Linked DNA regions of Homo sapiens: region 2 is linked to region 1. A link is a contact called in ENCODE Hi-C or POLR2A ChIA-PET data. All regions are on one chromosome and are shown on one strand. The core of a region is the stretch at or near the end of the contact, and the rest is flanking DNA. Distances in the headings are between cores, read along the strand shown. Region 1 holds the start of MAPKAPK3 (MAPK activated protein kinase 3). Region 2 holds the start of STIMATE (STIM activating enhancer).

Region 1 (2,923 bases), core at 155-2,654:
CTGGAGCCTCCTGCTTCACTGAACACTGCTAGCTTGAAGGTTGCCTGAAAGAAATAGGGGCAGAGCCCCAACCCCATCTCCACTCAACATCTGCACACAGTGGGTACCCACTAATAAGTTGTAGCACCCTTTCAGTCACTCATTCACTCATTCATTGACAGAAGATCATCTTTCCAAGAGCTACTTCTCTGATGAGCCTGCACATGCAGCCCAGGGGTCCGTGAGTGTGCGTGTGTTAACCAGAGGGGCTGAGGGGGAGGCGCTCACTGGGCCTAAATTCCGGAGCCAAGAGTAGGATGGCTGGAAGACGCCTCTGAGTGGAACCGAGGTCCTGGTACCTGCAGTCCTGTAGATGGCCTGTAGATGACAGCAGAGGCCCATGCAGAGCCCCTGCGCTGAGCCGCACCTTCCCAGTTCCAAGTGAGCCAGCTCGCTCAGGTCCCTCAGCTTCCGGATTGGGGGAGTGATGTGATGTGCGCAAGTAGTTCAGATCTGTCCCAGAAGACAGCCACAGCCACCCTCCCTATGGCTCTAGACAAGTTGTTTTCTCCCCAGGGGTCCCAGTTTCCTCATCTGTGAAATGAGAGTTGCTTAACAGCCGGTGTTGGGAAAACTGGCTCAAAATACGTAAGGTAGTCTAAGATGGGCTTAACAGAGACTTATATGTGCAAGGCAAAACTAGAAAGCTAATGGAGAATATCTGTCACTCGGATGGGAGACAGAGACTTTTTAAACACGACGCCAAAAGCCCAAACCATAAGGTGAAATGTTGGCGGATCTGATCAAATGGCAACTCGGGATTTCTGGTCCCCAGGATGCTGTATATACCAAAGGGAAGCAGCGAGTCAAGGGCATAAGCGGGAGCTGCAAAAAGGGGGCAGTCGCCAGTGCTGGAGACTCCCAGAGCCACCAGAGACTAAAGAGTGGCGAATTCAACAACGACAAGATGCCACCTCCCTCGGCATGTTTAAAAAGTTGAGTACGCTGAGGGTTGGCCAACACTAGGCAAGTCGGAAGCCTAGCAAGCCATACTGGAGGGCCACCTGGCAGCGTGCAGAGCAAACACCCGACTCAAGGAGAGCTTTCAAGAGAAATAAGACGTCCTGCGCTGTCACGTTCTAGGTTGCGAGTAAAACCCGGGACCCGCACAGTAGCGGACTGCCAGTACAGGGGCCTCCCTGGGTGTCCCTGGAAACCGAGGAAGTAACCGCCCCCTCGGGAAGCCACGCCTCCTATTTTGTTCCGGCTCGGGGGCGGGACCCAGCCGGGGCCCGCCTGGCCCTTTAAGGCTGACCTAGCGGGGCCCCAAGTTGGGATGACGCGCAGGGAGCGGGGGGTGGAGTGGGGGAGTGGGGGAGGGGGGGGTGGGGAGGGGGGGGAGGTCACGTGGGCGCCGGCAGCGCGACTCTCGGCCCTGGGATTTCTGCGGCCGCCAGCTCCCGCGACCGCCTCTCCTGCCCCTCGCCGGTACCTCAGCAAGGTGCGTTGCCGCCAGGTACGCCCTCGCTGGGCCCCCTCTGCGGCCTCCTCCGGGGACCTCGCGGCCATTAGGCGCCCGGCCCCTTCCCTTCTTGACACGTGCCCGGGCGGTGCTCGCTTGTACCCCGCCGCGCGACCACCGCCCCTTGCTGCACGTCTGTACTCTCAGGCCGTTCGTCCCGCACTCCCAGCTTGCCCCGGGCTCGCAGCCCAGCCCAGTTCAGAGGCTCCAAGGCTGGGGTGTGTTGGAAAAGTCTGGGCGGGACTCACTCTTCCCCTTTCCCCCAGGTGCCACTAGAAGCGCCAGGCTGGGGCCGCCTCTGAGCGCCCCGCGGGGGCCATGGATGGTGAAACAGCAGAGGAGCAGGGGGGCCCTGTGCCCCCGCCAGTTGCACCCGGCGGACCCGGCTTGGGCGGTGCTCCGGGGGGGCGGCGGGAGCCCAAGAAGTACGCAGTGACCGACGACTACCAGTTGTCCAAGCAGGTGCTGGGCCTGGGTGTGAACGGCAAAGTGCTGGAGTGCTTCCATCGGCGCACTGGACAGAAGTGTGCCCTGAAGGTCAGTGAGCCCTCACTGAGGCCTGGGGTATCCTGGAGGGTCCACAGCGGAAGCCTGTGAGTGAAGCTATGTCTAGCGCCCCTGCTAAGCTTCCTATGCTCAGCAACATGTTTCATCGTCATACTGTCCTGTAAGGTCAGGCTTGTGGTCCTCCCTACTTCACAGATGGGGAAACTGAGGCGTAGCCTAGCTAAGCTTTGAGTGTCCCAGTGAGCAAGGGGTGGAGTCACTATGGCTAGAGATGCTGTATCCGGAAGCAGGGAAGGGGTGACTCCTGACTCTGGGATTCTGGCTGGACCCATGTGTTCAGGCCCAAAGGGGATCTCTTGTTCAGCTTGGCTGCCCCTTCCATGTGAAGCTCCTCTGACTGGAATGGATCTGTTTCCCTTTGCTGGAAGCTGAGACCCCACCAAGGCTTGGGTGGGACTGCTTCTTCCCTGTGGCCCCTGCCTGTCTGGGCTGGAGTGGTGTGAGCCTCCCAGGGCTGGCCAGAGGACAAGGCTGATGCCCACTGCACCTGTGGAGCCTCAGGAGGCTGCTGATAGACTCCTGACGAGTCGCTGGTCCCGTGTTGAAAGGGACAGGCCCTGGGCCAACCCACCCCTGGTTCCTGGGCAGAGGGCGGGCCAGCCATCTAGCCACCTCAGACTATAGGCTCCCTGGAGACCTGGCATGCTGATATAGGTGGCATGGTGGGGGTCAGGGGGATGCTGGGGGCGGGTACCTGGTTCCAGCTTAAGGCATACAGTTCTGGGCCTAGGGCCACACCCCATACCCAGAATCCCTTGAATCTGTCATCTCTGGGGTCTTTACTCATTTGTAGCTTGTGCCAATGGATGGGTAGAGCATGGCAGGGATAGTGGCTCCTGGAGGCTAGAAGTACAG
Region 2 (2,923 bases), core at 269-2,768, 2.3 Mb after region 1:
GGCAAACATAGACAGTTGGGCACTTATAAGACTTATCAAGGACAGGCCACCAGAAGAACGCGGTATCCATGATCAGAGCCTCTTCAGGGTTACTTAAAGCCTGAGAGAATTCACTCAAAGAAACCCCAAGTTATAAACAAGCAAGGTGGCCACTCCAGCAACTGGACCCCACAAGACAAAGGCACACAGCTGCAAGATCCCTCCTGAGTACCCCAAAGCATACTTTCTGCAGGAACTCTCCACTCTGTCCACACAAGCACAGTGGGGAAGTTTTGAGAACAAGTCATTTTTGGAATTAATGACTCTGCACAGATAGTTATAACCTTTCCTTCCCCCTAAAACGCAGTCACAAGGGCACTCCTAGGCTTACATGTCGAGCAAAACTTCTTGTTACTTTAATAAGGGAAGGATGCACACGATGAAAAACAGAAGCCCCCCCCCACCCCCCATCAGCACACATGAGAACAGGGTGGGGGCTTCCTTCTCTATTCAGCCACTAAGGTGCCCAAGTTTAATGGAAAAGGAAACTTAAAATATAAAGAATAAAAGTGGAAAGGGAACAGCCAGGGGAAGCTATAGATGCGGCTTATTAGGAAAGCTTGGGACAGAGATGGAACAGGTGGGCCTGTTCCGGAAGAAACGAGAGGAAGGGGATCTGGGGAAGAAGGCAGACTGGGTGGGTCCTACCCTGACAAAAGGGAAACTAAAGCTGAGGAAGAAGGGCCACGGAGAGGGAGGCGGGTACTGGGAAACGGAAGGCATGGCCCTAACACTCCAGGTGTTGAGAGGGATGCAAAGTAGCAGGATTTAAATGTGAACGGAGAAGGCAGATCCTTGAAGAGTGAAGGGGCAGAAAAGAGCTCAGCATCGCACTGGGGATTGAGGGATGTGGGTTCTAAGCACGAAGAGCCCCTGAGAAGGGGCGGACAAGGGGATGTCACCCTTGGGGGTCATGATTCCAGGCTGGGAAGTGGGGTAACAATTCGAGATGGTAAGGTGGGAGGTAGGCGAGTTTTAGACTGGCGTCTCAAAAGACAGACGTTTAAGGTGGAAAGGGGAAGGGTCACTCCTGTCTGGAGGCCACAGCGAGTAGGTGAGGGGCTCGGGCTACCCCTAGTGCAGGAATACCCAGCCTGGGTTTGCGGGGGAGGAGCAATTCGGGTCCCAAGGCCTGAACTCTCCGCGCAGGAGGGGCCCCCAGGGGGGCCGGGCCGCGGCTGCCGCGCAGGGCCTCCGGAGGGTCGGGGGGTCCCAGACTCACGCATTAACGTGCTGAAGGCCACGACGCCGAGCAGCCCCTGCAGGAAGATGCCGAAGCTGTGCATGAGCGCGCCGCTCTCGCAGCGGCCCGCCCCGGACGCGACTGTGGAGGGCGGCCCGCCTGGCAGTCCCCGGCTCGCGTTCCCGGCGGGGCCCTGCATGACAGGCCTCGCGGGAGGGGCGCGAGGGCCCAGGGCCCGCCCGGCCTCGCTGCCTGCCGGCGCAGCGCCGCCAAACCCGCAGCCGGGATCCCAAGCCTGAGCCGGTACCTCCGCCCGGCCGCCGACTCCGCGCCGCGCGTAACCCGACGTCTGAGATCGCAGTGCCTGATTGGCGCAGCCAAGGTTGGGGCGGGCCTCGGCCGCGGCAGCTCTCCCCACCCGCCCCCGAGGGGCGGGGCTCCGGCCGGGCCACGGGGCGGGGTCGCGGGTCCCGCTCCCCTCTCCAACCCCGCCACGCCCGCAGGTAGACAGGCCAGGTGAGCCGGCCACCGCAGACCGGAATGAGAGCCTGGGAATCACGAGCTCCAGGTCCGGAGGTAGGAGCTGGGACGGCCTGTGGTCAAATTATTTTTCCCTCTAAGGAAAATCCCTATATCCTGGAGAAATTATCATCATTCCTGAATTCCACCCTCAGAGATCGTGATTCAGTAGTTCTGGGGTGGGTCCCAATAGTTTGCAGCCTGGATTATTCTGAAGCAAGTGAATAAGGAAAACAATCTGAGACTGAGTACAGGAGTCTTCCCTCCAACCCAGACATTTGAGTCTTTTTCCTACTTCCCTAGCTAAAGGCTTATCAAGGCCCCAAGTCTATTTTCTTTTTTCATAGACATAATTTAAATGGTCACCTGAATCCAATCACTTTCATTTGGAAATATACCAGGTTTCACACTGAAAACCTGACGTGCACATGTCCCACCTTATTCACTTGGGGAGCACAACTACCTTTAGAGTGTAAAAGACAAATGGTTGGTATTTTCCAGGCTCCAACATCCCCCTGCACACACACACTCCCATCTAACCCTTTCCAACTTCTCAGAACCTGTGCTCTGCCTTTAACAAGACCCTGAGTCCCCATTCTCTCACCCATTCTCCCAGCCCAATCTGGGCTCTCTCTGGATACCTTCTTGTTGGTGCTCTAGAGCCGCTGACCTTCCTGCTGCAGAATGTCAGTGAACACATGGTGTAAGTCCAGTTGACACTCACCCATTCTCCCAGCCCAATCTGGGCTCTCTCTGGATACCTTCTTGTTGGTGCTCTAGAGCCGCTGACCTTCCTGCTGCAGAATGTCAGTGAACACATGGTGTAAGTCCAGTTGACACTCACCCATTCTCCCAGCCCAATCTGGGCTCTCTCTGGATACCTTCTTGTTGGTGCTCTAGAGCCGCTGACCTTCCTGCTGCAGAATGTCAGTGAACATATGGTGTAAGTCCAGTTGATACTGAGCTACGTGTTTTCAACGGTAAATATCATCTCTAGGAAAAAGTTTCCTATTAAATAGCCCCCCAAATTCCAATTACCTAAGAGGGTTATATGCTAGCTAAAAGCTTTCTTGGTGAACAGGAATATTAACCTGATTAGAGAATAAAAATGCAATTCTCCAGCCTTCTCTTACATTTTCACACCTCTGTGCCTTTATGTAGCATTCTAGCTGCATGGATGCC

Evidence for each region. Hi-C counts contacts between places; a loop is a spot of excess contacts on that map. ChIA-PET counts read pairs that join two places held with the same protein, here RNA polymerase II (POLR2A). Pooled maps may share reads with other maps.
Region 2: a loop to region 1 is called in a map of naive thymus-derived CD4-positive, alpha-beta T cell, with 19 times the contacts of the local background. The contact joins the promoter of STIMATE here to the promoter of MAPKAPK3 in region 1. A Hi-C loop is called at or near these places in 1 of 168 maps with a recorded cell type or tissue (naive thymus-derived CD4-positive, alpha-beta T cell) and 4 of 50 pooled maps. POLR2A ChIA-PET finds 5 or more read pairs at or near these places in 1 of 52 experiments (activated CD4-positive, alpha-beta T cell).

What each region holds. Positions count from the first base shown.
Region 1 is chr3:50,615,747-50,618,669 of GRCh38, forward strand. MAPKAPK3 (MAPK activated protein kinase 3) reads left to right here and starts at 1,405. Exons shown (of 11, transcript NM_001243925.2): 1 at 1,405-1,495; 2 at 1,768-2,038. The coding sequence starts at 1,820. RefSeq lists enhancers at 168-257, 1,125-2,078, 2,079-2,923 and silencers at 1,349-1,398, 1,409-1,458, 1,709-1,858.
Region 2 is chr3:52,896,030-52,898,952 of GRCh38, forward strand. It overlaps STIMATE (STIM activating enhancer), which reads right to left and starts at 1,519. Exons shown (of 8, transcript NM_198563.5): 1 at 1,262-1,519. The coding sequence starts at 1,421. STIMATE-MUSTN1 (STIMATE-MUSTN1 readthrough) reads right to left here and starts at 1,519. Exons shown (of 10, transcript NM_001198974.3): 1 at 1,262-1,519. The coding sequence starts at 1,421. RefSeq lists a silencer at 1,072-1,781.